Regions from separate parts of the Mus musculus genome. Here all the other regions are linked to region 3. The links are chromatin loops, found by intact Hi-C in ENCODE. Cell type or tissue: heart. All regions are shown on one strand. Each heading gives the region's core, and the rest is flanking DNA. Links, peaks and the distances in the headings are about the cores only. Region 1 overlaps Rc3h2 (ring finger and CCCH-type zinc finger domains 2). Region 2 overlaps Rc3h2 (ring finger and CCCH-type zinc finger domains 2). Region 3 overlaps Dennd1a (DENN/MADD domain containing 1A).

What was found. A loop is a pair of places that touch in the nucleus more often than their neighbours do. Peaks named below come from ENCODE experiments on the same cell type or tissue, not always from the same donor. Only the 100,000 strongest peaks of a DNase experiment are listed, where the experiment ranks them.
Region 1: a loop joins it to region 3, with 2.8 times the contacts of the local background. A loop is called at or near these places in 2 of 42 quality-filtered maps.
Region 2: a loop joins it to region 3, with 3 times the contacts of the local background. A loop is called at or near these places in 2 of 42 quality-filtered maps.

The regions. Positions count from the first base shown.
Region 1 is chr2:37,373,934-37,384,822 of GRCm38, reverse strand. Rc3h2 (ring finger and CCCH-type zinc finger domains 2) reads left to right here. Exons shown (of 22, transcript NM_001100591.1): 13 at 1,607-2,040; 14 at 2,786-2,953; 15 at 5,819-5,965; 16 at 6,302-6,515; 17 at 6,888-6,972; 18 at 7,387-7,468; 19 at 7,555-7,689; 20 at 7,827-7,934; 21 at 8,033-8,181; 22 at 9,395-10,889. The coding sequence ends at 9,590. Among named protein-coding and RNA genes, the nearest start is that of Pdcl, 20 kb to the right of the region's middle. In heart, for the core only: a CTCF peak has its summit at 4,460 (motif pointing left); no DNase peak of the experiment used is centred there.
Region 2 is chr2:37,390,187-37,401,075 of GRCm38, reverse strand. It overlaps Rc3h2 (ring finger and CCCH-type zinc finger domains 2), which reads left to right. Exons shown (of 22, transcript NM_001100591.1): 7 at 347-547; 8 at 1,123-1,255; 9 at 1,371-1,489; 10 at 2,720-2,832. It overlaps Snord90 (small nucleolar RNA, C/D box 90), which reads left to right and starts at 948; the gene lies at 948-1,015. In heart, for the core only: a CTCF peak has its summit at 5,362 (motif pointing left); no DNase peak of the experiment used is centred there.
Region 3 is chr2:37,797,330-37,808,218 of GRCm38, reverse strand. It overlaps Dennd1a (DENN/MADD domain containing 1A), which reads left to right. Exons shown (of 23, transcript NM_001362973.1): 21 at 3,019-3,147; 22 at 5,946-6,204; 23 at 6,969-9,229. The coding sequence ends at 8,183. Crb2 (crumbs family member 2) reads right to left here. Exons shown (of 13, transcript NM_001163566.1): 13 at 9,116-10,889. Among named protein-coding and RNA genes, the nearest start is that of Crb2, 27 kb to the right of the region's middle. In heart, for the core only: a CTCF peak has its summit at 5,187 (motif pointing right); a DNase peak (open chromatin) is centred at 5,215; H3K27ac peaks cover 1,338 bases.

The sequences.
Region 1 (10,889 bases), core at 2,335-7,334, 420 kb after region 3:
AGAGTTAGATAAAGGGAGTACATGTATGCCACATTATACTTATTATAGTCACAGGCCAATTTATGAGTCAGTCCTTTTGTTTCCCCTATGTGGGTTTTGGTTTTGAACTTGGATTGAATTTATGTCCACATAATAGGCGCTCTTACCAACTGAGCCATGTTGTTGTTTTGGCTTTTTTTTTTTTTTTTAATAATAACCATTCTTACTGGAGTGAGGTGATATTTCATTTTGATTTTTATTTATATATTCTAAAATATTACTGATGTTAAACATTCTTATTGTACTGGTTGGCCATTTGAATGTCTTCTTTCGACAAACGTTTATTTAACTTACTTCTTATACTTAACAAGTTGATTTGTTTTGAATTGCATTTGTCATATATATAGCTTGCAAATATTTTCTTTCATTCTCTGGGTTGCCTCCTCAGTCTGATGATTTTTTTTTTCAATGATTTGATATAGTTCCGCTTACCTGATTTGCCTTTGTTTTTGTGTTTTCCAGTACCTTAGGTATTTCTCATGCTTGCTTCTAGTAGGTTTATAGTTCCAGGTGATCCATACCAAATTCATACCAAATTAATTTTTATAACTGGTTAGAGATAGAGTCTATTTCACTCTTCTGCCCAGGTACTACTAGTTGTCATTTGTAAGAATCAAATAGAGAATCTATGAATGACCTTGATGAAATGGTGTATAAAATATGACGTCTGTGTTTTTTGTGTGCTGTTAAAAAAAAGGTTTAGGCCGGGCAGTGGTGGCTCACGCCTTTAATCCCAGCACTTGGGAGGCAGAGGCAGGCGGATTTCTGAGTTCAAGGCCAGCCTGGTCTACAAAGTGAGTTCCAGAACAGCCAGGGCTACACAGAGAAAAACCCTGTCTCAAAAAAAAAAAAAAAAAAAAAGGTTTAATTTTACTCTTATATATACATAAGCATTGGCCTCTATAAATGTGTAACACATGTTTGCAGTGTTCTTGGAGCTGGGGTTACAAATGGCTGTGAGCTCTCTGTAGGTGCTGGGAACTGAATTCAGGTTCTTTGTAAGAACAGAAAGTGGTCTTGACCACCGAGCCATCTCTAAAACCCTGCTTTTATAATTTTTATTTATTTTGAGACAGGATCCCACTATATATATAACCCTGGCTGGTCTGAAAATCATAGACTTAAGCTGGCCTCAGACTTAAGAGATCCACCTGCTTCTGCCTCTTGAATTAAAGGAGAGTACCACTACACTTTTTTTTTTTTTTTTGGTACAATTTGAAAAGAAAATGAATAATATAAATTCTGAAAGAGGTCTTTTAATCTCTGAACCCAAAATGCTTCATAAGAGTCAGTGATATGAAACCTCATGCAAAAGATTCACTAAATGGAAATCAGTCTGTCATTTGCCAACTTCACTGTAGTTTTATTTTTAAGGAATAGTTCTAAGAATGTTGAATGTTCTTATTAGTATAATTGTATCTTGACAGTAATACAGTTTGTATACCAAGATAAAGATCAATGCTGATTATATTTTCCCACATTCAGGGCTGCCTTAAATTTAAACCATTTTAAAATGTTGGTTTTTACTAAGGTATTACATTGAATATTCTTCTTTTCAATTTTCAAGGATACTACCCACCACCTCCAACGGTACCAGCTGGTGTGACTCCCTGTGTTCCTCGCTTTGTGAGGTCCAGTAATGTTCCAGAGTCCTCCCTCCCACCTGCTTCCATGCCATATGCTGATCATTACAGTACATTCTCCCCTCGAGATCGAATGAATTCTTCTCCTTACCAACCTCCTCCTCCGCAGCAGTATGGACCAGTTCCTCCAGTACCCTCTGGAATGTATGCTCCGGTGTATGACAGCAGGCGCATCTGGCGCCCAGCTATGTACCAACGAGATGACATTATTAGAAGCAATTCTTTACCTCCAATGGATGTGATGCACTCATCTGTCTATCAGACATCTTTACGGGAAAGATACAACTCATTAGATGGATATTATTCAGTGGCTTGTCAGCCACCGAATGACCCAAGGACAACTGTGCCTTTACCAAGGGTGAGTAATGTTGAAAATAGAAATGTTGCTGTCATGCCGGGCAGTGGTAGCGCACACCTTTAATTCCAGCACTTGGAAGGCAGAGGCAGGGTATTTCTGAGTTCGAGGCCAGCCTGGTCTACAAAGTGAGTTCCAGGACAGCCAGGGCTACACAGAGAAACCCTGTCTCGAAAAACCAAGGGGAAAAAAAATGTTGCTATCATGTGTTAGTTGAGATCCTTGTGTCTTGAATCAAACCAGACAGACTCTTACTGTGTGATTTAGAGAAGTTACTTGCCCTTTGCATGGCACAGGGTTTTTTGTTTTTTCATGTTTGATGGAAATAAGAATAGTACTTATTAATAAGGCTGTTGTGAGAATTAAATTCAAAAACAATAAAGCTCCTAGAACAAGACTTGATACATACCAGTGTTCAATGTTATGTTCAATTAGGAACTGATATAGAAATTTTAAAACAAGGCCTCTTTTCAGTAGCTTCACATTTACACACACACACAACTTCTAACCTAGAAAAATGAGTTCTCACATTTGACTTGACATCAGCTGAGTATGTTACCCTTTTTTATTGAATATATGGAGAAAACACTAGGTACTAAGGCAATTTTTCCTCCCCCACCCCTCACCTCTGTGTTTGTGTGTGTGTGTGTCCTAACAAGATTAAACTTGTTTACATTATTCTCACAACATCATTAAATTTATTTACCACTCGAAGGGTGACCAACAATTTTTCTTTTATTCCTCTTAGGAACCTTGTGGTCATTTGAAGACCAGTTGTGAGGAACAGTTAAGAAGAAAGCCAGATCAGTGGACACAGTATCATACCCAGAAAACACCTGTCTCTTCAACTCTTCCTGTGGCCACACAGTCACCAACACCACCTTCTCCTCTATTCAGTGTAGACTTCCGATCGGATGTAAGAAAGGTTTTATTTAACCTAATGGTCAAACAGCTTTAACTAAGGCAACTTTGGATATTTTGGAATAGTTTTATATGGAGTTTAATTTAGTTTGGTAAACAGTGTGTAGACTATGGCTAAATGTTAGGAGAGTCTCAAGGTAAGAGTTCACTACCAGGATTTCAAAAGCTTTGCAGCATAGACTTTAATATTTCCTATTTCTATTGTTATGTTTGTGTTTTGGTTTTAGGCTAAGTCCAAACCTAGAGCCTTGAGTATCCTCTACCACTGAGCTTCACTCTAACCCCTGATTGGTGCATGCTTCAAAATCATATCTATACCTACCATATACCTAGTAACTACTTTTAAAAATGCTATTTTATTTAATTTTTACAAAACCTTAGAGGTTAGCCGGGCATGGTGGCGCACGCCTTTAATCCCAGCACTCAGGAGGCAGAGGCAGGCGGATTTCTGAGTTCGAGGCTAGCCTGGTCTACAAAGTGAGTTCCAGGACAGCCAGGACTACACAGAGAAACCCTGTCTCAAAAACACCAAAAAAAAAAAAAAAAAAAAAAAAAACCTTAGAGGTTGAGTATTATCCATATCTTATAGGTTATAACTCAGGGAGGTTATGTAATTACTTAAGTAAGATCTTTCTGCTTATAAGAAGCTGCTATTTGAATTCTAATTTTTTTTTCTGTTTCATAAGAAGTAGAGAAACGCCTGCTGTATTACTTCTGCTATTTATATTTCTGTTAATTATTCTTGTTATAACAAAACAAGAAAACAAGGCTATGACAGAATGATTTCTATTCTACCTGTCTCTTTTAATGTATGTTATGTGTGTGTTTCATTTCTCTAAATACAATATATTTATAGAAAAAAAAAAACCCTTTATTTATTTTTAAGACAGCATTTCACTGTGTAACCCTGACTGTCCTGGAACTATCTTTGTAGACCAGACTGGCCTGGATCTGCCTGCCTCTGCCTCCCAAGTACAGGAATTCTTAAAAGGTGTGTGCCACCATCATCTGGCTGGAGAAAAATTTTTTAACACACACACATTCTCTGATTTATTCCTGACCCCTAGTGTTTCCAGTACAAAAACAAAAACAAAAACAACAAAAAAAAAAAAACCCACAGTTTGTAAAATACCTTTTATTAGGAAAAGCTTCAGACATACAAAATTGTAGACTCACAATAAATTGCACATAATTATCATATCATTTCCATAATTATCAACTTGTTCAGATTTGTTTCATTTGTACTTCTTGCCACTGGGTTGTTTTGTTACAGTCCTAAGTATACATACATATTTGTTTTTAATTTAATTTGTTGGGTTTTATTTGGTTTGGTTTGGTTGTTTATGATTTACTTTTACTTTCTAATATTTGTGTGTTTGTGCTTGTGTATGTGAATGAGAGAGAGCAGGGTGGGGAGAGGGCGTGGGTATATGCCAAATGTACTGATGCCCACATTGCCTGGAGTTAGAGAAGGTTGTTTGCTGCCCCCCTGTGGTAGAAACCAAACAGGTACTCTGGAATAGCAACAACAGCAAGCACATGTAACTGCTCAGCCATTTCTCCAGTCTCCTAATTTTGTGTTTCACTAGGTAGCCCAGGATGTCCTCAGATGCATAGTAATTCTCCTGCATTAGCCTTCCTAGTGCTGCATGTACACGTGTTAAGTGAAACTACCATGATTAGATTCGTACTTGTGTTCATGAGTGTGTCATAAAACACTGCATTTTTAACTTATTCATATTCATCTCACTAAACTAAGACTGCCTCAAATCAGGTAAACAGCATGGCAATGATTGATAGAGATATCATTTAATAGGAAGATATATTTTCACTGTTTTATGCAGCATACTTTAAGAAATAAGTATTTCTCTGATATTCAGCTCTTCTATTGGCAAATTGCATTAATTAGGACAAAATGTTTGACTTTTCCTCAGTTTCCCTATCTCTATAATTAGTAAACTAGATTTAATGATTCTTACTTTTGGGTCCTGTTAATATTACTATATTGCCTTATTTCCTTTCACATCTGTTCTTTTCCTTTCTTAGCTTCAGAGCTGCCATTAAATTCCTTTTACTATTTAATACTGTATGATTTATTATGTTCCTTTTTTTGCTACATGATCTTTTCTCGAGAGTTACAGATCACTTTTAGACATGAACCGTTTTGTGTTTATTTTTTCTCATTGTTCCCAAGTATATTACACCATGTTAGTGTGTCATTGTTAATTGATTTTGATAGTACTGGTCAGGAATTTTGTAAGAGAACTAAATCAGTAAGACATCTTAGGAAGTAGGGGTGCTTGCAGCAGCAGTTTTCTGGGACTCGCATGGTAGAGGGAGAGAACCAACTCCTACAGGTTGTCTTCTGGCTTCTATTCACACATAATGACACTTGTGTACATATATAATAAATAATTAACATTTAAATTTTTTAAAAAAATTAAAGATCACTTAATAGGACCAAAGTGAAAAAAGGTATAGAATAAATAACTTATGAGACAAAGGGAAAAAAGCTGTGATATTTTCTATTATATATGGATATTATTGCTTAGAGCTGATTTCTTTATTTATTTGCTTCATTCATTTTGAGAGAAGTTTTGCTTTGTGCAGCCAGGCTGGAGTGGAACTCAAATATATATCCCAGTTGACCTTGAACTCCATGCCTTAGACTACCAAATGATGTTTGTTACGGAAGTGAGCCAACATACCCAACTGTTATTTAGTTATGGGAAAGAGTTTACTTATTAACTACATGATCCTTTAATTGTATGATAGTTACTTAGTATTAGTTAGTTTACAAGCTTGTAAAGTTAGGTTTCATACTAATTTACCTTCTTTCCCCCCTTCTTTTTTTAATCAGTTCTCTGAGAGTGTGAGTGGCGCAAAATTTGAGGAAGACCATCTTTCCCATTATTCTCCCTGGTCTTGTGGTACCATAGGCTCTTGTATAAATGCCATTGATTCGGAGCCCAAAGACGTAATTGCTAATTCAAATGCTGTATTGATGGTATGATTTGCTTGATTGGGGAAGGGGGTGGTGGAGGTAGGGAAGATAATGTTGGTATCTGAAGTTTTTAAATGAATACTTTAGTCTTTCATATTCTGGCTATGTATAACTTACCTGTAAGTATCAGGGTAATATTTCAACAAAACTAATTTTATGTAATGTTTAAATTATTTAACCGTAGTTTGGTAGTTTAATATAGTTGTTATATACCATTGAGATCTAAAGTTAGTATAAAGTTGACCAGAAAAACCTAATTATGTGTTTTGAGAACATACTTTATCTTTAGCTACAGCAATCGTCAGCAGCTCTTTCATGGGTATTTTTTGGTCTGTGTAGGACCTGGACAGTGGGGATGTAAAGAGAAGAGTGCATTTATTTGAAGCTCAGAGAAGGACAAAAGAAGAAGACCCAATTATTCCCTTTAGTGACGGACCCATTATCTCAAAATGGGGTGCAATTTCCCGATCCTCCCGAACAGGTTACCATACAACAGATCCCGTCCAGGCAACTGCTTCCCAAGGAAGTGCAACTAAGCCCATCAGCGTATCAGGTAAGCCATTTTACTAATACCAAGGAATTTTTTTTACCATGTACTGTTTATTCCTAACCTCTGAGGTAGAAAACTTAATAATATGAGAATGAAATGGTTTAAGTAGAATTTTTGGCTAGTGGGAAAAAATACATTGCCATTTTAAATAGTACATATTTATATTCTGATTTTTAAATTTTCTTTCTTTCTTTCTTTCTTTTTTTTTTTTTTTTAGTTTTTTGAGACAGGTTCTCACTATATCCCAGCTGGCCTCAAAGCATAGCTGTGGCAGTGCTTCTGCCTTAGCCTCCTGAGTGCTGGGATTGCAGATGTGTACCACCTTGTCTGGCTTATTTTCTGCCTTTCTAAACTGTTTTTCTGTGTTCCATGCAGATTATGTCCCTTACGTGAATGCTGTCGATTCAAGGTGGAGTTCATATGGCAACGATGCTACATCATCAGCACACTATATTGAACGGTAACTATACTCTCATTTCCTTTACTCTCAAACTTACATGCACCTAAAATAGAAAAATCATTACTGGTTGTCCATGGATTAAGCCTTGCTAATTTGAGCTGTGTAAAAACTTTCTGAATGCTGGGCGTGGTGGCGCACGCCTTTAATCCCAGCACCTGGGAGGCAGAGGCAGGCGGATTTCTGAGTTCGAGGCCAGCCTGGTCTACAGAGTGAGTTCCAGGACAGCCAGGGCTACACAGAGAAACCCTGTCTCAAAAAAAAAAAAAAAAAAAAAAAAAACTTTCTGGAACAAATTTTACATTTGGAATAGTGACTAAAACACATTCAGTGATCGTTACAAAGAACATAGAGTCATTATTGCTTTGGCTCCTTTATGTCTCACTTTAACTACAGTAAATATAATTCTTTTTAAAGGGACAGATTCATTGTTACTGATTTATCTGGTCATAGAAAGCATTCTAGTACCGGAGACCTTTTGAGCATTGAACTTCAGCAGGTAGGCTCTATATATTTAGCTTTGATTTTTAAAACGTAAAATAATAATTGAAAGCTAAGCTTATGTTTTCTTCTCTCTTCATGGAGGCCAAGAGTAACTCATTACTTCTTCAGAGGGAAGCTAATGCTCTGGCCATGCAACAAAAGTGGAATTCCCTGGATGAAGGCCGTCACCTTACTTTAAATCTTCTAAGCAAGGAAATTGAACTAAGAAATGGAGAGGTAAGGGAACCGAACCTCTCAGCAATACACTCTCAGACTTCTGAACTAAATCTTTAACTGTACCATTAGGCTTCTTATTTTTATTTAAAAGAGATTCTGCAGGTATAAAATTAATATAATTTTTTTTTAATTTATAGAATGACTACACAGAAGACACTGTAGATACAAAGCCTGATAGGGATATTGAGTTAGAGCTTTCAGCCCTTGATACTGATGAACCTGATGGCCAGAGTGAACAAATTGAAGTAAGTTCCTCAATTGGATAAGTAGTGGCTTTGTTTTGTTGCAAATTAAAATACATAAAATACTGTCATATTGAAGGATTAACATTTTATTTTCTCAGGAAATTTTGGACATACAACTTGGTATCAGTTCTCAAAATGACCAGTTGCTCAATGGAACAGCAGTGGAAAATGGTCATCCAGCCCAGCAGCACCAGAAGGACCCAGGAAAGCCGAAGAGACAGAGTTTAGGTGAAGACCATGTGATTCTGTGAGTGTTAGACAGACCCTTCATAATCAGAGGGTAGAGGCGATCAATACTTAGCGCTAGATGTGCTGGTAGATTCTTGGTTTTTTGTTTTTTTTTTGTTTTTTTTTTTTTTTGCCTTTTTCTATTTATGGGGAAACCTTGTATAATAAAGTAATGATTTGGTCAGTCTGTGTTTTTAGAGGAATTTGAACTAGTAAAGCAGTTTATTTTAAAACCAAAACTCAATTTGGGAATGAAAGTTCTCTTATCTCTAACATCAGGTTATAGTTCTTCAATTTGACCAAACTTGAAGATCATAGGATGGAAAAATAAATCCTAGATTATTTCAGTATTTGGGAAGCACAGGCAGAATCTGCTATTTATATGCTCTAAGTTGTCATGGACTCCAGAGGAAGACAAACCACAAAGTCTAAAAAGCAAACCACAAGGGGCTGGAGAGGTGACTCAGCAGTTAAGCGCACTTGTTTTTTGTAGAAGACTCAGGTTTGTTCCTGAGCCTAAGCATTCACATGGTGGCTTATGACCATCCATAACTCTTGTTTCAAGTGATTCAACCCCCCTCTTGCAACCTCCAAGGGCATTGTACACATGTGGTGCACATACATACATGAAAGCAAAATACTGTATACATAAATTTTATTTTAAAAAACCTTAAAAACTAAAGCAAACAAAAACCTGTGCTGAATGTTTCTTGTTTTAAAAAATCTTGTTATGATGTTCTTGGCTATTATATTGCTATTTTGTATAATTTTTGCCAAATATTTGGTCCTGGTCTTAAAATACTGATTAGATGACACAAATTATCAAGTTTAATTTTTAAATTTTGAAAATATGACCTTTTTAGTGACTTGTAATACTTTAAAAATTATTTAATTTTTATTTATTAGCTTTTATGTGTATGGGTGTTTTGACTGCATATATGTCTATGTGTGTGCAAGCTTTGTGCCCAAAGAGGCCCGGAAGGACATTGCTTCCTCTGAGATTGGAGTTACAGACTGCTGTGTGGTTTTGGCTGTTGAACCCCCAGGTCCTCTGGAGTAGCAGTTGTGCTTTAACTTCTGAGCCTTCTCTTTAGCCCCTACTTAATACATTTTTTAATAAAGAAGATAGGCTTTTCTGTGGGCTTAGAGTTTGAAGTAGCTTTCAGAGAGCAAATGTGATAACTCTTAAATTGTACATAAGTTAATTTGCTTTCACTGTCATTTTCTCTCAGGGAGGAGCAAAAACCAATTCTGCCGGTAACATCTTGCTTTAGCCAGCCACGTCCAATGTCTATTAGCAGTGCAAGCTGCCTCCCCATCACCACATCTGTCAGTGTTGGCAACCTCATTCTGAAAACTCACGTTATGTCTGAAGATAAAAACGACTTTTTAAAACCTATTGCAAATGGGAAGATGGTTAACAGCTGAAAGGAGGCTCAGCTTTCAAATCTGTGACCACACCATGGAAGCATTTACACTAGCTTTTTATATATATAATATATATTATATAATGTATATTTTTTTTAAAAAAAAAGATATTACTGGGGGCATCCATTTCCTGTGGACTCTTTGATACTTCAAGCCCTCTTGCATTAGCATTATGAAAAAAAAGAAAATTTACTTTACTAGGGTAATGTTCACTTTCCAGAAATTATTGGAATTTGGACAACATTTAACTTAAGCTTCAAGCAGCTTTTTATGAGTTTGTAGCAATCCGGTGCAGTAACTGAGCCATTTCCTATTTTAAATGGCTTCTACAGTAAATTAACAACTCAGTTATTAAACTAGCAGGATCCTACAATGATACATCTAGTGAAAGTAGAGTTAATTAACTTATTTCTATTTTATGTTTCACTGAGAGAAATTTCCATCTCATTCCAGCTGCTTTATTTATCTTTTTCATTGGACTTTGCATGGATTTTTCTTTCTTTCTTTTTTTGTTTTGTTTTGTTTTGTTTTTCCTTTTCTTTTCTGTCTTTTTTTTTTTTTTTTGAGAGTGGAGTTAGATGTTCTTACCATAGAGTTTTACAGGGTTATAATAGCTTTCTTTACTGCATTATATGTAGAAGTGTAGTGCAGTGCTTTTATCTGTAGCATTTAATTTTTTAATTTTCCATTTTTCAAGAATAGTTTCTGCTTTGTTAATATTTATACACAGGCTACTTGTTGAAGTAATTAATTAAAAATATAACCAAGTGCCTAAGTCTTTCAGCTGATGTACTAGATATTAAATTCTCCTAAGTTATGCAGAATCGTTTTTACAATTTTGATAAATTATGCACTAATGTAATGGCAATTTTTTAAAATGCAGATTTAAGCCTGTACATTATTGAATCTGATGACTTGGCAAAAGAATCAGGTGCTTTCAGCTTTCTTGAGAAAACCCTGTATGTAGCGTTTGCACTGACTAACAAGATGGTATTGCTGGGTCTTTAATTTAAAGAAATTAATTTGGGTGTTCATTGCATTATTTAGTTAGATATTGTTTATTGTTACTTCATGTTGGGTTTAATTTTCTTGTTTTCTGACTGTTAGGTTGATAAGACTTTGAACCATGTAGTAGTAGAACATTGGCTAACATTACCCATACTTAAAAACATGAATAATTTCTGCCCTGCCATAATGTGACTGAAATTTTCACTTGGCATCTGAAAGTATGCAGTATGTTCAACCAGCTCTGCCCCAGATTTGTGGGTAGTAGTTTATTGAAGCTTAAATTTCAGTCAA
Region 2 (10,889 bases), core at 3,426-8,425, 410 kb after region 3:
AAAACATTTTCTGAAAATTTTCCTTCTATTTACTTGTCGTATTTATTTGGCTTTGTTTATGTTGCTGTAGACCCTATAACTACACCCTTACTATAATTTTTTGTTTCTAAATCTTTCTTTCCTGCCAAATGCTGATGAACTCAATGAAGAAAAGGATTGCGTACATAATTATATACTTTCTGTTTTGTTCTGAAAAGGAGTTTCTATTGGCATTTTGTACTTTTTGTGGTGTCTGGTATATAACCCCTTCAGCCCAATCCCCACACCCACAGTAAATGAACTGGATAAGAGAAAAAGGCAGACCAATTCTAATGAGTTTGATTTTTTTTTTCCTTCCCATTTTTAGGTTACTAAAAGGGATGAAGACTCTTCCCTGATGCAGCTAAAGGAGGAATTTCGGAGTTACGAGGCACTACGCAGAGAACATGATGCCCAGATTGTTCATATTGCCATGGAAGCAGGACTCCGTATTTCACCTGAGCAGTGGTCTTCACTGCTGTATGGGGACTTGGCTCATAAATCACACATGCAGTCTATCATTGATAAGGTTTGTAAGGTTAGATTTTGTACCCTTCCTGTCTCAGAAAATACTGTAGCATAGATCCTTCCTTCTCTGTTAATAACCTAATATGCCTGCCTGAGTAGAAAATACACGTATCTAACCTAGTGAACTTGATGACTTAGAACATTGTCCACGCTGGTCTTTGTGGAGTATTAGCTACTTATGTGCTCACTGAGAGCTGTAGGTCAGTGCCATTGTCTCATGACAGTGTGACTACTGTACTTCACATCACTCCCCTTGATGAAATTAAATGTAAAATGTGGAACACTCTCTACTGAATATATTTTGCCTTTGTAGCATTGTAAAGTTGAAAACTTTTATCAACATTCTCACCCCAGAGAGCTAATATAGCTGATAAATAATGTTTTTAAGTGTCTAGTGATGAATTTCATAGGGCAGATTCTGAGGTGAAAATTTAGTTCATCATTGATTGTCCTATTATGAAATCTGAAGACACTTGAAAACTATTAAGTAAGGTGATTCATTGGAAAACATTTTGAATATAGGTATGTTCAAAAATCCAGAGTAAAAAATCCCTTTTTTTCTTTTTCCCCTGTTAGCTACAGTCTCCAGAATCATTTGCAAAGAGTGTCCAGGAATTGACAATTGTTTTGCAGCGAACTGGTGACCCTGCTAATTTAAATAGGCTGAGACCTCATTTAGAGCTTCTTGCAAACATAGACCCTAATCCAGGTATGTGGGAAAAGTGCTTATACTTTATGGAACTTTGAGGTAAATAGCACCAGGAATGACTGTTGATATGTTGTCTCTTCCAACCCCAACCCCATCCCTTTGACTCTTAATTTAGATGCTGTTTCACCAACTTGGGAGCAACTGGAAAATGCAATGGTAGCTGTTAAAACAGTTGTTCATGGTCTTGTGGACTTCATACAAAATTATAGTAGAAAAGGCCATGAGACACCTCAGGTAAATTGACTACATTTCTAACTACTGCTGTGTCCAAGACAGCTTCATCCTGAACGTACTAACAATCTTATTGGCAAATGGACTATGTATATAACCCTTCCCTATTAGAAGTTATGTGTGTGAAAGGAGGGTGTTCATGTGTATGTGCATGTGTAGCTGCACAGGCTTTGAGCCCAGGGCTTCCTGTCTGACACTGAGTGACATGCATAGCATTCTTGCAAATTTTTATTTTGTACTTTTGAGAGAAACTCCCTTTTTATTGTACTTGGTTGGCATTTCTTTTTATAAGGAATTTAGAGGGTATTTTTATAGCTGAAAGTTTTTTTTTCTTTGCTGTCTCTCAAATGAATTTGTTTTATAATATATTTGGAATTTGAAATTCCTAAATATTTGTAGTGTACTTTAGAAGAGGAAGTTCAAATATAATCCCTTATCCAAATGTCTTTTCAGTTGAGTTAAATATCATATTAAAAGTTATGCTATCAATATCTAACAAGGTAGGGCTAAAAGTACTCCAAAATCTGTTAACTTTTTATTCTATTCATATTTTATTTAGAAACTACTATATTATTTAGTGTCAACTGAATGATAATTTTTTTATTTTTTAAGGTCACAATAGTAAGAGCAATTTCTTAAGAATTTGATGCATATTATGGTTTTTTTTTTTAGTTTCTTTTTTTTTAGTTTTTTGAGACAGGGTTTCTCTGTGTAGCCCTGTCTGTCCTGAAACTCTCACAGAGATTTGTCTGCCTTGCTTCCTGAGTGCTGGGATTATAAGTATGCACCACTACCACAGGGTCTGTCTGATGGTGCATTTTATTGTTTTCCCTCATTGTTTGCCTATGAATAGAGTTGTGCCTGTAAATCAACTAATAATGTAATAATTTTTTACTTCAACTTTTTGGGGGAAGCTTTTAAATGGGTAAAGATCATAGCTTCCCATTTTCTTAAGTTCCTTTAAAAATTATTTTGTTACTACAATTTGAAGATTGAGAAATAGGTAGGTATAAATTTGAATCAATTTCAGATAACCTTCAGAAAGAAGGCCTGAAGGCTTCCTTAAGGATCTCTATTACTCTTCCAGTAGGAAATGGTGAATGGAACTTGTTTCTGCATGCATGAGAATTATGTGTCTGATGTGAAAAAGACTTAAGTCTTTTAAGTTCTGAAGTCTAATGAGTGAATAATAATTGATAGCTTTTCCATTTGCTAAATATTTTGTTTGTGTAGCCACAGCCAAACAGCAAGTATAAAACTAGTATGTGCCGAGATTTACGACAACAAGGGGGTTGTCCACGAGGAACAAATTGTACATTTGCCCATTCTCAGGAAGAGCTTGAAAAGTAAGTCTGGAAAAATGTTGTTGTTTTTTTTATGTAGGGTCATTGAGGGAGTGCTATATACAGTATTAACTTTTGTGATGTTTCAAAGATACAGGTAATGTGAATTGCAAAATAACCATTTTTATGAATCCATCAGATTAAACTAGGTATAAGATTAGTGTTAACAAGTCATATTTGAAAAAGTCATATTTAGAAACTGGAATCCGTGTTTCCATTACCAATGTAGAATGAAAGTACTGTTATTTGTCTTATTTGCTCAGGTTCAGTTGAACATACCAGCAAAATCTCAGGCAAAATGTTAAATATAGATAATTTTTCTTATTCTGGAGATTGCTCTTTTTAACATTTTCCTATAAGTTACTGAATAAAAACAAAGTAAAAAGGAGGACATGACTGCTCCTAGGTAGGGTGGAGGAGAAGGCTTATTTTAGATAAAAGAGAGCATAGCCAGAAGCAGAGACATTTGGGAGAGTCCAAAGTGAACAAGACCCTGAGCCAGGCCTTATGAGGTGATGGGGGAGGGGTGGGAGGCCAAGAAACGCAGAGGCCAGGAGAGTAAATGGTAGTCAAAAGGGCCAGGTAAACCAAAATGGCTGGATTATTTAGGCAAAGGCAGCTCTGGGTATAGAATTTATATCAACAAAAATTTTAAATATTTATTTTTACTTATACATGTGTATGTATCTCTGTATGAATGCCAATGGAAGCCAGAAGAGTACATATGCCCCTTGGAGCTAGAGTTCTAGGCAATTGTGAGTCTTTCCCAGTGGGTATTCAGATCTGAACTTTGGAAGAGCAGTAGATGCTCTCTTAACCACTGTGCCATTTTTTTAGGTTCTAGGACAGTGGTTCTCCACCTCCCTAGTGCTGCGACCCTTTAATACAGTTCCTCATGTTGTAACGACCTCCAACCGTAAACTTGTTTTCACTGCTACTGTAATTTTGCTACTGTTAAGAATCGTAAATATCAGCTGGGTGTGGTGGCACACGCCTTTAATCCCAGCACTAGGGGGCAGAGGCAGGCGGATTTCTGAGTTTGAGGCCAGCCTGGTCTACAAAGTGAGTTCCAGGACAGCCAGGGCTACACAGAGAAACCCTGTCTCGAAAAACCAAAAAAAAAAAAAAAAAAAAGAATCGTAAATATCTGTATTTTGCAATGGTCTTCTTAGGTGATTCCTGTGAAAGAGTTATTCAACGACCCCAAAGGGGTTAAGACCCACAGGTTAAGAATTGCTGCTCTAGGAAATATGTTCAGCTTATTCATACCTGAAATAGAGTATTTTAGCTTTTAAACACTAATTTTAAAACACTCATTGTTAAAAATAACTAAAGATTTTGTGGTTTTAAGAACTTTAAAAAAAAAATGAAATAATGTATTTACATGTGGCATATGCTAGCATGTCCATGCACATTCTCTGACAGTTATGTGGAAGTCATAAGTCAGCTTCTTGGAAGTCAGTTCCTTCCTTTTGTTTTCCTTCCTTCCTTCCTTCCTTCCTTCCTTCCTTCCTTCCTTCCTCCCTTCCTCCCTTCCTCTCCTTCCTCTCCTTCCTCTCCCTTCTCTCCTTCCTCTCCCTTCTCTCCCTTCCTTTCCTTCCTTTCCTTCTTTTCCTTCCTTCCACTTTGTACTCTGGGTTACCTGGCCAGTTCTCAGGTGCTTCCCATCTTGGTCATGAGAATGCCAGGGTTACAGATATCCACAATCACATTTTTCTTTTTTTTTATGGATTTTTGGTTTTAAAGTCAGATTGTTATAGGTGTGTGTGGCCAGCATGTTTACCCAGAGTCATCTTGCCAGCTCTATGATACAGTTCTTTTGAAAGAACTTGGCTTGAGTTTAATTAGAACAAAACAAGCCAGAAAGGAATCTGTAGGTTCAGTGTCGTTTCACACTCACCTAGAACCCGTGTGTGTGTGTGTTTGTGTGTGTGTGTGTGTGTGTATGTATATATACCTATAAATCAGCTATACCTTTCTTTTATCCTCTCTGATCTTTATCCTTTTTGGTCGTACAAAAACAGTAATTAAGAGAACAGTAATTATAATACCCAGTTTATTGGTTATATTCTGTACTAGGTACCATTTTTACTTATCAGTTAATATATCAACTCATCCATTTTACTACTTCTTCATCTATTTACCCTTCTCATTTTTATTGAAAATGCCTTGTAAGGTACCTGTCTAGTCATTTCTAGCCTTTGTTTTAAATTGTTAATTGATGCTTTACTATACTACATGATTGGTTCAATCCTTCCTTTCAAGCCATGATTCATCTTTTAGATAATATACCAATAAAGCACTAAGTACTACTTGTCTTACTTTCCTTGGTGATGTAATACATTATGTGACAAATGCAGTTGGAGGATGGAAGCCTTACAATATAGAGGTACAGTTCACCATCATGGGGTGAAATCATGAGGGACATTACATTCACAGTCAGGAAGTAGGGATATGTAAATGCTGAGTCGACTTGCATTCTTCTTTTTATTCAGTCTGGGACTCTACTCCATGTTATGGTGCCACCTGCTGTTATGGTGAGTCTTTCCACCCAATTAATCAACAAAATCCCTCATAGACTCTCTGAAATGTTTCTAGATTTTGTAAAGCTTTCAGTCAATATTAACTATCAGGAGTCCACCCTTCAGTTTGATGCTGAAACATCATTTTTAAACTTACCCTTTGTTTTTTAGAGGCTTGTGACTATTTCATAATGTAAAGTGCATTCAGTTCAACTTCAAAGGGCCCTCTGGTTTTTGACAGCTCCAACAACTCTTTAAATTTTCAAAGTTTCACCCCACTCGGGGATCCATCCCATAATCAGCCACCAAACCCAGACACTATTGCATATGCCAGCAAGATTTTGCTGAAAGGACCCTGATATAGCTGTCTTGTGTGAGGCTTTGCCAGTGCCTGGCAAATACAGAAGTGGATGCTCACAGTCAGCTATTAGATGGATCACAGGGCCCCCAATGGAGGAGCTAGAGAAAGTACCCAAGGAGCTAAAGGGATCTGCAGCCCTATAGGTGGAACAACATTATAAACTAACCAGTACCCCGGAGCTCTTGACTCTAGCTGCATATGAATCAGAAGATGGCCTAGTCGGCCATCACTGGAAAGAGAGGCCCATTGGTCTTGCAAACTTTATATGCCCCAGTACAGGGGAACACCAGGGCCAAGAAGTGGGAGTGGGTGGGTAGGGGAGCAGGGCTGGGGAGGAAATAGGGAAACTTTCAGGATAGCATTTGAAATGTAAATAAAGAAAACATCTAATAAAAAATACAATAAAAACTTTGTTTTCAAAGTCTCATCTGAGTTTTAGGCAATTAAAAATTTTAAATTTACCTTTTATATATGAATGTTTCATTTGCATGTTTGTGTATGTACATGTGTGCAGTTTCCATAGAGGAGCTGGATCCCCAGGTACTGGAGTTATAACTGAACACCTTGTGGGTACTGGGAACTGAACTCAGATCCTTTGCAAGAGCAGCAAGTGTTCTTTGTTGCAGAGCCACCTCTTTAGCCTTTTAGGCAACCTCTTAAATTTTGAACCCTATACAATTAAAAATAAAAAAAATGTGTCAAGTAGTTTCAACCTAAAATCACACAGAGCAAACATTTTCACTCCAAAAAAGAGGAACTAGGTCACTACAAGGAAAAGTAAAACCAAACTGAAACTCAGCAGGTAAACTTCAAACCTATAACTGTATGTGTGCATCTGGGGTTTTAATGAGTCCCATGAACTCCAAGCATTTGAGTAGTCTCATCTGTCTAGCTCAAGCATATAGCCTCTGTCTTGGGCCAGCTCCATACTTATTATAGCTAAATACCAATTTGGCTAATCAATCAGATTTAGATTCCTGGCAACTCCAAAATCTTGGGAGTCGCCATCTTAGCTTTGTTTACATTTTCACTGCTTCATGTAATGGCCCTTTGAAGTTCATCTTTGAATTTCATGAAAGAAATTCATATTTGGGAAGCAGTATCAATTGCATCTTTGTGAACTGGAGGCCAGCCTGGTCTACATAGCAAATTTTAAGCCATTAAAGGCTACAAGGAAACCCTGTCTCAAAGGGAAAAAAACAACATTCCTAAAAATACATTGCCTGGCCTTAATGGCTAACTCTGAACTCCGTGACACTGAAAGGCTACAGCCTGGCCCCTTGGACCATGGTAGCAGTAGTTTCTGTGTGTGTTGCCCTAGGGAAATACTTCCGTGAGTAGTGGCTATGAAGGAGCAGAAGATCCTTTCCGCCAGCCTTCTCTGTTTAGTCTGTTTCTTCCAACTGAGTTGTTCTTTGAGAAGGTGAACCTGTACCATACTGGTTTTCCTAACCAAGTATTTAGGGTGTCTCACCACTTAAAACTTTGAGGATTAAGATTCCAACCTTGAGTCCAGGGTGGTGAGACGAACCTTTAATCCTATCACTCTGGAGGCAAAGACAGGCAGATCTCTCAGTTCAAGGCCAGCCTGGTCTACAGAGTGAGTAGTCCACAGGATAGTCAGGATTTTCATACAGAGAAATCCTATCTTGGAAAAAAAAATTCTAACCTTGAACTTTGAAGAACACATTGAAATAGCAATGTTCTTTACACAGTTACTAATATTGTAAACTTGTTTTTTTCTTTTTCTTTTCTTCTGGTTCTTCCAGACAGGGTTTCTCTGTATAGCTTTGGCCATCCTAGAACTCAGTCTGTAGACCAGGCTGGCCTCGAATTCCTAAATCCGCCTGCCTCTGCCTCCCAAGTGTTGGAATTTGCCACCACCACCCTGCTGACTTGCTTTTTCTTAATTATTCATTTACCTGTATATTTCCATTGGACATCATTTATCTCTTGGGTTATTCATTTTTATCTTCCTTGTACCTAGACAGTATTTCACATATAAACTCAGTGTTTCCAATGAAGAACCAGATAATTTCCGGTTTGTTCATATTTCCAGTTAGCCTTATTCTTTGTATTGTGCTGCAAACAAACAGAGGTTGTACAAAGGGTTAAAAAAGAAACAATGTATATGTAGCATGTTGGCTTTTAAAAATTATATATTACTGCCTCACTGAGATTTATATGCATATAATTATTATGTTCCTGTGTATATACATGTTTGTGGAGGTGCATTCCATGTGTGCGCATGTGTGTGTGATTGTGCACCTCTCCACTTCAATTTTTTAAGTCAGGGTCTCTCACTGAACCCAGTCTCACCAGTTTGGTTCAGCCAAATAAAATGTAGACACTCAAGAGTCTGTCCGTGTTTTAGGTCCTTGTAAATTGTTGTGATAGCATTTACCTTTAATCCTAACACCCAGGAGGCGGTGGCCGTTGCATCTCTATCTCTGAGCTGCAGGCCAGCTTAGTTTACTTAGCAAATTTTCACCCAGCAAAGGCTATATAGAGATCCTGTCTCAAGGGGGAAAAAAATCTCTAAAAACTGCCTTCTGAGAAATAGAAAAACCCAAGATAGTTAATTCAAGAAATATTTATAATAATAGGTTGCTTCACGCTCAATATCATGAGAGGTGCTTTTAATAATTTAAGAGGAACAGTAAATGAATTCAAATAGATGATTTTAAACATTTAGTGGCCACAGTGTATTGTATTCTGGTCATAGAAGAAAGCTACTACAAAGCTTTATTCATTTGAAATGAGAAATATTGCTCTAATGTGTATATGGTTGGGAGCCATTTTAACTTTATGATGGTCCAGGTACAAGATTGGAAATGTAAGTTTTGGGGACTATAGCAATAGGAATGATGAAAAATCGTTATTAGAATTTACTTTGAAAGTGGAACTGATAAGATAGCTAGCTATATTAAGTATATGTTTAAAAAAGAAACAGGCCAGATGTGGTGGTGCATGCCTTTAATCTCAGCACTTGGGAGGCAGAGGCAGGTGGATCTCTCTGTGGTTGATGCTAGCTTGGTCCTACAAAACTTACAAAGTTCCAGTAAGGCCAGGGCTACACAGAGAAGCCCTGTGGTGGGGGTTGGGAATGGGGAGATGAAGAGATGGCGCAGCAGTTAATAGTTTAAGTGTAGTGATGCCAGATGTTTTTTGTTGCGTTGACCACGAATGTTGAGGGAACATTATATAGGAATTAAGGGCCAAGACTAAGCTATATAATAATGAGAATTTTTTTTTTTTTTAAATTTAAGTAATTCTGTTAGGTGTTTGCTTGCTTGGTTACTGGGCATGCAGTGAGTGCAGAGGCCAGAAGATGTTGGATCTCCTGGAACTGGAGTTACAGTTGTGAGCTGTCATGTGGGGTCTGGGAACTTAACCTGGGTCCTTTTAAGAAAGCAGCCTTCAGCCATCTCTCCAGTCCCATAATAAATTTTTGGTATATGTCTTAGTCAGGGTTTCTATTCCTGCACAAACATCATGACCAAGAAACAAGTTGGGGAAGAAGGGGTTTATTCGGCTTACACTTCCATACTGCTGTTCATCACCAAGGAAGCCAGGACTGGAACTCAAGCAGGTCAGGAAGCAGGAGCTGATGCAGAGGCCATGGAGGGATGTTCTTTACTGGCTTGCCTCACCTGGCTTGCTCAGCCTGCTCTCTTATAGAACCCAAGACTACCAGCCCAGAGATGGTCCCACCCACAAGGGGATCTCCCCCTTGATCACTAATTGAGAAAATGCCTTACAGTTGGATCTCATGGAGGCATTTCCTCAACTGAAGCTTCTTTCTCTATGATAGCTCCAGCTGTGTCAAGTTGACACAAAACTAGCCAGTACAATTGACCCCTTGTCAACTTGACACACAAAAACATCACTAGTAAGCCTCAACCCTTACAATCTTATTCATCCCCAAGATCTAAATAACTTTAAAAGTCCCACAGTCTTTACATATTCTTAAAATTTCAATCTCTTTAAAATATCCATCTCTTTTAAAATCCAAAGTCTTTTTACAATTAAAAGTCTCTTAACTGTGGGCTCCACTAAAACAGTTTCTTCCTTCAAGAGGGAAAATATCAGGGCACAGCCACAACCAAAAGCAAAAGTCAATCTCCAACCGTCCAATATCTGGGATCCAACTTACGATCTTCTGGACTCCTCCAAGGGCTTGGGTCACTTCTCCAGCCATGCCCTTTGTAGCACACACATCGTCCTCTAAGCTCCAGATGCCTGTACTCCACTGCTGCTGCTGCTCTTGGTGGTCATCTCATGGTACTGGCATCTCCAAAACACTGCATGACCCCTTCAGTCCTGGGCCATCAATTGCAACTGAGGCTGGACTTTCACCAATGGCCTTCCATGGCCTCTCACAGTGCCAAGCCTCAGCTGCTCTGCTCAACTTCTTCATGCCTTCAAAACCAGTACCACCTGGGTGACCCTTACACATTACCAAGTCCAGCCACAGCACAAGGTACAACTTTGGCTATATCTGGAATACAGCCACTGTGCTTTCAGAAAACACTTCCCAGAAGATGTCACCTCAATGATGCTGGTCTCTTCTTAATCACCGCTAATTTCTTAGCTCCAGCTAACCAGCATCAGTAGTCCCAGTAATGCAAAGTCTTTGCTTTAGTAGTTCTGGTATCTTGTTAATCACAGCTGATTCTTCAGCCCCAGCTAACCAGAACTACAGAATCTTCACAATCAAAACAGCAATGGCCCTGAAAAGAGTCTTTAATTTTCCCTCTGAAATTTCACAAGCCAGGCCTCCATCTTCTGCACTGTTCTCAACATTATCTTCCAAGGTCCTACACAACATCCCACAGAGCTCTTAACAACGGATGGATCTTCAAGCCCAAAGTTCCAAAGTCCTTCCACAGTCCTCCCCAAAACATGGTCAGCTTGTCACAGGAATACCCCACTCTGCTGGTACCAATTTGTACCAGTATACAAATGGAAGTATTTTTATATGAAATCCAAGATCAAACAGTTTTGTATATTATAATTTATATAAATGTAATATCAGAAAAATCTGTGATCTTTATAAACATAAACTTATTTAGGAATATAAAATTTCTACATTTTGATAAAGTTTAAGTATGAGTTTGAGTTTTTTTTAATTATAATCTGCTTGTATAATTTAATAACAATAAAGAATGCTTTCA
Region 3 (10,889 bases), core at 2,378-7,377:
AGGGGCCTGTACCTGAACTCTGCCTTGAGGCATCTGCTCTTGGTCCTGTATACCCTGTGTCTAAGCATCTCAGGACGCAAGTAGAGAATCCGAAGAGGAGGTGCATCTATTAGAGCCTTGAAGTGATGAAAAGACCTGGGTGGTATATTTGGTGCTTAGGGGGAAGAGGAGGAGATAGATCCCCAGCATCCCAGCCTCATTCCTTCATCCTTCTAATGTGGGCCCTGGGAAGAAGAAAAGCAGCAAAGGTCAAGCCCCTGGCCTATAGCCCAGCCAGGAACAGAATTCCAGATTATCTGCGATCCATGAAGCACCAAGAACTACAGCAGGGAGAGCTGGGAAAGCCAGGTCCTTCCCTAGGGGGTAATATTAAGGTCAGGTCTTCAGGATGGAAGAGCAGTCAGTGTGCTGAGGATAGACAGGCACAAGAGCTGAGGGGCAGAGGATGTCCTTCAGAGATGGTTCTCAAGCTGAAGTGCCGAGGATGGATTGGAAAGGGGCCCCAGGGCTTGGCCCTCCAACCCACCCATCCCTGGCATGCACCTCAAGCTGCCCAGAGTGAAGTGAACACAGAGCTTCCTGTCTCAGTTAGAGGCTGCCCCATTGTAGAAAGCAGGGGCAATGGGAGGCGGGCGGGAGAGCAGATTACTCCAGCATCTGAGTATTCCTCCTCAGTCATTCTGCAGTGGATTAGCCTCATTGCCTATGAGAGCAGCAGGGACCTAGTTTTGTGCCAGGCCAGATGAGACATGTTTCATCATGCAGAACCTTCTGCCATGAGCTGGTCCTCCTCCAGTTGTGGAAGAGCTGAGGCATCTCATCCTAGGGATATCCAGGTGGTCTGCAAGTGGAGGCTATCACAGCCCTGCACCTGCTACCCGTGGTGCATGGCCCTGGGCTAGCCACAACTTCCACTGCAGTTTGAGGATAAAACTCATGACCAGCCTTCAGGGACAGGGGAGAAAATGAGGGTGTAATGGCTAGAAGGGCTGAGGCTGTGGATGGCTCTGGGAGCTACTTCAAGTAATAACAGGTTAGCTCTAGGAATGGAAATCAGAACACTGGCCATCCCAGGGCTCTCCCCAGCCTCCTGTTCAGACTTTCCTGTACTCGTTTCAAATGTGTTGCCCTTTCCTAAATAAAACCTGAAAGGAATTCCAACAGGGAAAGTGTAGGAAGGCTGCTCCCAAGAACAGGTGGCCCTGCCTACTACCCTGTCTCTCCTCTCTGTCTCCTCAAAACTTCATTGTTCCCTCTCAGGTCTCTTCACAGTGAGCCCAACCATTGACAGAGGCAGAGGTGTTAGTTACAAAGGCATTCATGGTGAGGTCAGGATTTGAACCTGCCACAGTTGGAGATTTCCTCTCCTGGGCCTGTGACCTCTCCTGGGCACTGCTGGTCAGTATATAATTGATAGGAGCCAGGTGTGGACTCTCTGGACTGTGTGTGTTTGTTTATAGAGCTAGAGCACACAGGTGGCTGACAAGGGAGATATATTTTTTATAACAATGAATATTTAATTTCCACATCACAGATGAAAAAGACTCTCTGAAGAAGCATCCAAGGGAGACTCAAGAGAGGGCAGCTAATCAGAAGAGGGTCTTCTCGGGGGCTGCTTCCACATAGCTCACTTTTTCCTTAACTTTTCCCCCTTGATTACTGAAGTAGAGATATGCATGCTGCAGGAAAAAAAAGAAGAAGAAGAAGAAGCATAAGGCGGGGTCATCCACAATCCCACTAGCCACTGCTGGAATTTAAGCACTTGCTTTTCTAGTCTTTCTCCTGTGCAGTTTCCCACAAGAGATGAGGGATGTAGTATCCTCAGGGAACCAGGTCTGGATGGCAAAATCCAGGATGCTCATGCCTGTTCTGTGAAATGGTATGGTGTCTGCAGAGAGCCCATACACACCCTCCAGTACACTGAAACCATCTCTAGGTTACATTTTTTATACCTAATCCAGCATGCATGCTGTGTAGATGCCGTTGAGCTGTGTTGAGGAAGAACGTGATGATGGTACAGACCGCACATGCTCAGTACAGATGCAGTTTTTCCAAGCATTTTCTTTGTTTTGTTTTGCAAGACAGGGTTTCTCTGTGTAGCTCTGGCTGTTCTAGAACTTGCTCTGTAGACCAGGCTGGCCTTAAGCTCACCGAGATCCACCTGCCTCTACCTACCATTGCTGGGATTAAAGGCCTGCACCACCACACCCACACATTTGTAACTCACAGCTGATTGGAACTATAGAGATGGAGCCTACAGGTGTGGGAAGCCCAATCATAAAGAGAGCAACTGTGCCATGCTTTTACATTCTCTTCATTAGCATTATATTTAATGGGAAGATAGCTTTCAGCCAGCAGTTCCTAGCTCTGCTTGCTGGGAGTGTTTAGTACTTTAAGCATAAGAGATGGCTCAGCGGTTAAGAATACTTGACTACTCTTCCAGAGGTCCTGAGTTCAATTCCCAGCAACCACATGGTGGCTCACAACCATCTGTAATGAGATCCAATGCCCTCTTCTGATGTGTCTGAAGACCAAGACAGTGTACTCATATACATAAAATAAATAAAATTTATTTTAAGAAAAAAAAATTAAGCCGGGCATGGTGGCGCACACCTTTAATCCCAGCACTCAGGAGGCAGAGGTAGGTGGATTTCTGAGTTCAAGGCCAGCCTGGTCTACAAAGTGAGTTCCAGGACAGCCAGGGCTATACAGAGAAACTCTGTCTCGAAAACCCCCTCCCAAAAAAAAAAAAAAAAAAAAAAAAAAAAAGGAAGAAAGAAAAGAAAAGAAAAAAATTTTAAAAAAAAGAAAGTAGTGTTATTTTAGGGTTAGCCTGCTAGAAGTGGGTAACCAGGTCAGACATTCTGGGTGAGAGTTCAAAGCCCTCGGCACACATAGCAAATGCAGCTTCCTCTCGGCTTGGAGGCAGCCTCCTTACCCCAGTGGATGCCCTGGGCCTTCCCCTCACCCTGTGCTCTCATGGTGTCCTAACTGCCTCTTCTTTTCTCTCTTGTCCAGCCTGGTAAAGCCCTTGCGACACTATGCTGTCTTCCTCTCTGAAGACTCCTCTGATGAGGAATGCCGACGGGAAGAGGCCCCCAGCACTGGCTTCACTGAAAGCCTTCTCTTCTCTGCTCCCTTTGAATGGTCTCTCTTCCTCTTTCCAGCTCCTTGGGCTCAGCCTGGTGACTCTTTGGGTGCAGTGGGGAGCATGGGGGACTGGGGCTGCTTGCTGCCATGGGGAGAAACGTTCCTGGGTGCCAACTTTCAGGGTGGCTGCCATGTCTACAGGCCTTCTCTCAGGCTCGTACTGTGCCGGCCCCACAGGGCTGTGACAGCAAAGGTATCAGGTGAGACTGAAGCACTGATCCCCATTCCTTACAAGGGGAGACGACTCCATCAGTGGAACTGGCGACCACAGTAAGCCTGACTCCTGACCCTCCTTTTCTCAGTGCATCTTAGAAAGCCATGGAGATAGGAAGGCAGATGTAAAGTAAAAGGCCATATACATATACATCTGTCGTCTCTGCTGAGGTAGAAGGACTGTGAGTTTGAGGCTAGCCTGGGATACATAGCAAATTCCAGGCCAGTCTGAGCTATATACATGAGCCTTTCTAAATATATATACTATGCATACACACACACACACACACACACACACACACACGTTATGATCTACTTGGGTTTCTTTCTTTTTCTTTTTTTTCTGAGACAGGGTTTCTCTGTGTAGCCCTGGCTGTCCTGGAACACATTCTAAAACTCAGAGATCTGCCTGCCTCTGCCTCCTGAGTGCTGGGTTTAAAGGCATACACACCACCAGCACTACCTAGGTTTCCTAAAAGTAATTTCATCTTAACTCTATTATTTTATGACGTAAGTTACATACAAATTCCAAACACCATTTTTCTTTTCAAGGAAAAGAAGGCTTACCTTACATACAAATGGACTTCCCAGGAGCCTCAGCGATGTGCCCACAACTACCAGAGTGCCAGCTGCTGTCCACCTCACAGTCAGGGGTCCTTGTCGCCCTCCACTGTCCCCATCCTCAGCCCCTCCCAGCTCTCTGACCTTAGCAAGTTCCCAGCATCAGATCTGCTCCCTATGGCTTCATCCTGGACCTTCTAAGTCAAGGCTGCTCTGCCCCCTGCTCGTTTCCTGCTGCCAGCTCACTGGTACAATAGCAGTGGTTTGTCCCTGTTAGTTCACAGTCCCTGGGCTTCACACATACCTTTTTAGTAATTTCATTCTCTCTTTGATCTTTTTCTTTTAAATGTTTGAAGATTCAGCTTCTCCCCAGCAGGAATGTCAGTGCTATCACAGGTCTAATGTGTCCACTGATGTAGCTATTACTAGTGGGAGCAAAAAGAGCTATTGAAACAACACATGCTCATCTAAGTGGCAACTGCGACTCACCCTGCAGGAAAGCAACCTACTTGGAAGACTCCCACCGACTCTGCCCTAAGCCTTACCCCAACAGGCCTCTGAACTAAATGATTGACTGGCATTTTTCCCCGAATTTTACAATGTTAGGAATGGAACCCAGGACCTCACATGCTGCACATTCTACCACTGAGAAGCAGTGGTTAAAATTCATTTCCTTAGCCTGTACCCAGAGCCAGTTCAAGGCTTCCTGTGTGTTTTTAAAGGGGGATGTCCCATCCTAATTCACAACACAAAAGGGCTAAGAAAACTGTCTCCTGTTTAGGAAGGAGGGACTCTTCCTAACCCCAGCCCTTCCTTTGTGCTCAGCTTAGATTAAAGGCTCTTGAGTTCCTTGGTCACAGTGAGGAAAAGACTTTGAAGAGCCAAGCCTGGCGTGGTGGCGCACGCCTTTCATCCCAGCACTTGGGAGGCAGAGGCAGGTGGATTTCTGAGTTCGAGGCCAGCCTGGTCTACAGAGTGAGCTCCAGGACTGCCAGGGCTACACAGAGAAACCCTGTCTCGGAAAAAACAAAAACAAAAAACAAAACAAAACAAAAAGACTTTGAAGAGCCTCCAACTTTGCTTCCATTCCACCCCTTGCTGGGTGCTGGGACACACAGAATTGTTTTACTTAACTTCTCTGGGTTTCCCTGCTCTCATCTGTAAGGTAGGGTGTAAGTCCTAAACAGAAAAGTCTGATGAATGGAGTTGGGACTTCCTCCTCTTTCAGTGGACCTTTGGTGTCAGCCTGCTTGTGACCAGCAGGTGGAGCCCTCAGTCCACTTCACCAACACCATGTGCACAGCCAGCCTGACCCTAAAAGGGAGGCATTCATTGCACTGGCCAGCCTTCACCAGAGGTCAGGGCTGGTGCTGCCTCCCGCAGATCAGTGGTGCCCTAAAACTCAGTGGGAAAGCAAAACGAGTCAGCTGTTACTTACCCCAGCTCTCCCAAAAAGTTGTGTGGCTACACAGAGCTCACAGAGGGTGGGCTGCTGGCTGGTGCTTTGCTCCAGCCTCAGCCTACCCTCTGCGCTTGTTTATGGAACCACACCACCACTTGAGCAGCTGAGATTTACAAAGGTTAACTGACTCAGCCAGGTTCCCCTGGCAAGGTATGGAACCAGGGCTCAAACATAAATCATATAAGCTAAGGCCTAGAAGTTTCGCTAGAGATGCTAGGGCTCCTGGTTCATGCTCTGGACCTGACTCTAAAGCTAAGGTTGGCCACTACTCAGGAAGCAGGTGGGACAAAGGAATGCATGCATCTGCCTGCTATGTCCCTCCACTCCTACCTGGGCTGTATGTTATAGACCTTGGGCCCTAGGGCGCTTCACCATCTCCTCAGAGAAAGTGAGAGTTGGAGCATCCCGTCCAAGGCACCAATCATACTAAAGAACCCAATCCGGCCCCAGGAGCACCACAAAACATTGGTCCTGGGGCTTGGTGTCGCAAGGGCTAGAGCCACTTGCTCCTCCCACAGATTCCCTAGAAGAAAATCCAGCTGGCTTTGTCTCCTCCTAGGCCACAGCCATACCGGACATTGAAAGAATCAGACAGCGCAGAAGGTGATGAGACCGAGAGTCCAGAGCAGCTAGTTCGAGAACCCTGGGGACCTACCCCTGCTCCACCTGACCGAGCTGCCAGCATTGACCTTCTAGAAGATGTCTTCAGCAGCCTAGACGTGGAGGCACCACTGCAGCCGCTGGGCCAAGCCAAGAGCCTGGAGGATCTCCGGGCCCCCAAAGACTTGCGGGAACAGCCAGGGAGCTTTGATTACCAGGTATGATGGGAGTAGGGAACAGTAGTTGATGGGGTGTCTCCTAATGAGCAAGGTCCTCCTAGTCACAGTGGAAGGGGCCAGGGAGATAGGACATCACATCCCCACCCCTGTGTTAGTACTCCAACCCCACCCAATTTGGAGCAGTACACTGTTACCAGCTATCACGGGGAGCTATCTATCATGCTAGCACAGCAGGGGGTGTCTGCCTGCCTCCATTCTTATCTGATAGTTGGCTGCTGCAAGGCTTGTCCAAGCCCACCAGGCTCCTTGGATCAAACTCCTGGGTTATGGATTGGTTCTCCCAGTGCGACTATCAGTCAGCTCCCCTCTCTGGGATTCATAGATTATCCCACCTTCTGGGAATGAAGCAGCTCTAGTCTAGCCCAGGTCAAATGGAGGCATGGTCAGGACTCAAATACAATCTCTTCTCTGGCTCCTGTCCCTTCAGCCAGGCCTAGAGTTACACTTGCCCCTTTGAGGGTAATCAAAGACACCACAATCTCTGAACAGCAAAAAGGCTCAAGCCATTGTTAGGTGGCCCACAGATGGAAACATTTTCCTGAAACTGCTTGGCAAGCATAGGCATTTGTAAAAAGACAGGAGATTCCTTTGTATTCCTTTTGTGGAACACAGTAGGGCTTGGATCTCTGCAGGTGTCTTGGGTACCTGCAACTCCTCCCAGTCCCAGGAGCAATGTGCTTGGCATGCAGGAAGGGTTGCCTGGGCTAACCAGTGGTCATCACTTCCTCCCTCCTTCCCCACAGAGACTGGACCTGTGCAGAAGTGAGAGGGGCCTTAGCATGGCTGCAGCCTTGAAGCTTGCTCATCCATATACTAAGCTCTGGAGTCTGGGTCAGGACGACATGGCCATCCCCAGCAAGCCCTCCATAACCTCCCCTGAGAAGCCCTCAGCTCTGCTTGGTACTTCCCCAGCCCTGCCTCTCAGACCCCAGAACCAGGAGGGCATCCTGAGCCCCAGCATCAAGGAGGAGACTCCCATCCCAACTCCGGGCAGCATCACCATTCCCAGGCCACAAGGCAGAAAGACCCCTGAGCTGGGCATCGTGCCTCCACCACCCACTGCCCGGCCAGCCAAGCTCCAGGCTGCTGGCGGCCCACTTGGTGACTTCTCTTCAGAGCCACTGCAGATGGACCGGGAAAGACAAGCCGCTCTGAGTCCAGCCCTCCTGTCAGGGCTGCTCCCCAGAGCTGTCCCCCAAGGTCCCACAGAACTTCTGCAGCCACCCAGCCCAGCCCCAGGAGCTGCAGGCACAGGCAGCGATGCCCTGCTCGCTCTCCTGGATCCACTTAACACAGCCTGGTCAGGCAGCACCATCCCATCACATCCTGCTACCCCCAGTGCAGCCACCCCATTCATCCCTCAGCTCAGCTTCCCCCCAACAGTGACACCCACCCCTTTTGTACAGACACCACTCAATCCCTTTGTCCCATCTGTGCCAGTAGTACCACCCTCCATGCCCCTGAGCTCTACACCAGCCAGGCCTTTTGGGACCCCTCCAGCATCCCTAGGGCCAGCATATGCACCTAGCATTCTATTGTCTAGTTCTGGCTTCTATGCCCCTCACAGGTCTCAGCCCAACCTCTCTGCTCTCTCCATGCCCAACCTCTTTGGCCAGATCCCAATGGGTGCCCACACTAGTCCCCTGCAGCCACTTGGCCCCCCAGCCGTTGCCCCCTCCAGGATCCGAACATTGCCTCTGGCCCGCTCAAGTGCCAGGGCTGCTGAGGCCAAGCAGGGGTTGGCCCTGAGGCCTGGTGAATCCCCACTGTTGCCTCCCAGACCGCCCCAGAGCCTACAGCCAACCCCGCAGCCCTCTGTTCCTACACAGGCCAGAGACCCCTTTGAGGATTTGCTGCGAAAAACCAAGCAAGATGTGAGCCCAAGCCCAGCCCCGGCCCTGGCCCCAGCCTCCACCTCCGTGGAGCAGCTCCGCAGACAGTGGGAGACCTTTGAGTGAGCAGGCCTGTGCCACTGTCTAATACTGTGCCTCCCCAACGTCCCATTTCTAGCCAGGCTTCATGGGGCAAAGGGACTCTGCCCCCTCCTCCACAGCCCATCTCTGAGGCCTGGCCCTGGGAATGGCCATCCCAGAAGAGCTGCCTGCCGCCACCCTTGGCACCCTGTGTGGGTTTTGCACTATATGTCAACTGGACCAGCTGTATCCTATCCTCCCATAGCCCAAGAGGAGTCAAGAAGCTCAAGGCTGCTTTCAAGCCCAGCTCTCCTCCTTTGCTGGGCCCCACCCCACAGGGCAGATGTCAGTAACAACCTGTGTAAGCACAGCTTTGGGGGACATGGGTGTTTGGGGGGCTGAAATGAGGCCCACTCCTAGGCTGGCATTTCTCCCTGGTGGTCATCTCCAAACCTCTCTAGCAATATACTCTTTCCTGAGTCTTCACCTAACCACCAACTGGAGTTGTTCCTGAAGGGTCAGGGGTCTGGAGACCTAATGGTCAGCAAACCCAGCCCCAGCCAGCTCTTCCAGGGGTTGGGAACACCAGCAACTCTAACTTATAAGAGAAGCTCCAAACCTGAGTCTTAGGAGCCGCCCTCAGCTCTCTGCCACCCTCATACCTCTGGGCTCTCGTGTCAGTCAAAGCTCAGGCCCAGCCTCCTGCCACTTGGAGCTTTATGGGCAGAGCTGGGCAGCAGTGACCCAGATTCCAACTCAAAGGACAAGCTTCCTGCCACAGACAAAGGGAGGGAGGCACAGCTGTTAGAGCTCCTGGGTCAGGACCAGGTGGGGCCCCAGGGCTCCCCAGGTTCCCCCATGGAGTGAAGATACACGTGGCCTCTGAGCGTGCGGCAAGTGGGGGCCTGGAAGCCAGCCCTCCCCACTCTCTCCAGCTTCTCGACAGCGCAGAAATTCCTGAGCCCAAGTCACCAAAGTTATAATGAAATGTTTTGTTATTTTTTCTTTGATCTTGCTTTTCCTTTTTACCTTATTGATTTGATGAATCTTGAAAATTGATTCCTTTCAATAAACCAAGGTAAAACACAGACTGACCGTTTAAGAAAACATCCATCAGAGACATGCAGGAAATTGTGCACATTTGACCTGATTTCTCATTTCCTATGTGTAAATGGTCAGACAGCCTACCCCAGGGTTTCTGGGGGTTGGGAACAAGGGGGTGGGGTCATCAGAGGTACCTGTTACTTTAGGGACCCTCTCTGTCTGAGAGGTTGTTTATGGGTCCCTGAGGTCTAGGCCAGAGAGGTAGCCCTCCTTCCCCAGGGCTCTGTCTTGGTGGTGTGCTCAGCTACCAGGGAGCGGAGTCTCACTGGGTCGTGGGAAGCCTTCTGGCATTCTGGTGTCCCAGGACAGGCCTCAGCCCCACTTCCTCCATCCTAACAAATTCCGGGTTCCACCCAAGATGAGGCAGTGCCACAGCCTAGTGGGCCAATAGGGTGACAGGGTGTCGGGCAGCCTAAGAAGGCACACACCTGTAGTTCACATGTTTGTTGTCATCTGTCCATTTCACTGGGTAGACTTTGCAATCCAACGATGAATTCTATATGTGGTCAATAAAACTGGGGAGAGGGCTGTAGTCCTGAGTCCTACAAGGAGCTCTGGGGGATGGCTGCCTGAGCAGGCACTTGGCCACCTCCACCAGCCATCCTGCAGAAGCAGAGGCCACTGTCCTCCAGCCTATGCATGCTTGAGGCTCTGAGCCACTTACACCATCCCTCCCCATGAGGGAATCATAGTGGACACTACATCATGGGCAGGACTACACAAAGGAACAAGCTCCACTCCTCCCCCTTGTCTCAGCAAGAACACCATCTCCCCCAAGTGAGAGTACTTGTGTAGGCCACATTGGTGACACTGACGTGGAACTGGGATGTTTCGTTCCGTTGGCATTCCACAAGAATCATCTTAGGAGCTGGCAACTGAAACAGTTCACCCAAGAGCCTGTTTCCTCTCCCCTCTCCCAAGGGGCATGGAGATAGCTCGGGGCAAAGTGGCCTCACCACTACAGAGTAAGAACCAAGTAGGCCTTCTCGCTTAGCATCCAGGGTCTCTTAACAAAGCTTCTACTGATCTCCTGGTTCCCCCAAGTCTGTGCCTTGGGAGGCAGCTGAAACCTGGAGACACCGAGCTTCCTTGTGTAAAAGTCACCTGGCGTTTGCACATGGGAACTCCTGTGAGAAGGCACTGCCTGATAAACAAAGATGACAAAGGACACATCTCCAAGTCAGAGGCCTCTGGAAAGTTCAAGGGAGGCTAAACCTTCAGGCCAATGCCCTGGGAGAGGAGTTGTCAGAAGTCACTTGCACTGAGTGTCCACAGGATGTAATCGGCTTCTGCAGCCTGAGCGCCAATGCAGAAGCTGCCTGATGTCCATCTGCTGGACACTGTTGTTTGGCACACAACAGAGCCTTCCTTGGCAACAGAACTGCAGGCAAAGGGGTGAGTTTGCAGGGGTCAGGGACAGAAGATAATAGCATCTCCGTTCTTCCACCTCTCTGGCCTTCTTGCTAGGGTCCCAAGAAGCCTTTTCAACTCTAGGTGGGCAAGACACTTTCCAACACCCAAGGGCAGCCAGTTCTTCCCACCAGACTGGAGTTTTCTGCCTGTTTGTCTCTCGGATCCTCAGAATAGCCGTGTGATGTGAGGTAGGCAGACAGGTTGGTTGCTCCACTCTGGCAAATGCCCACAGCA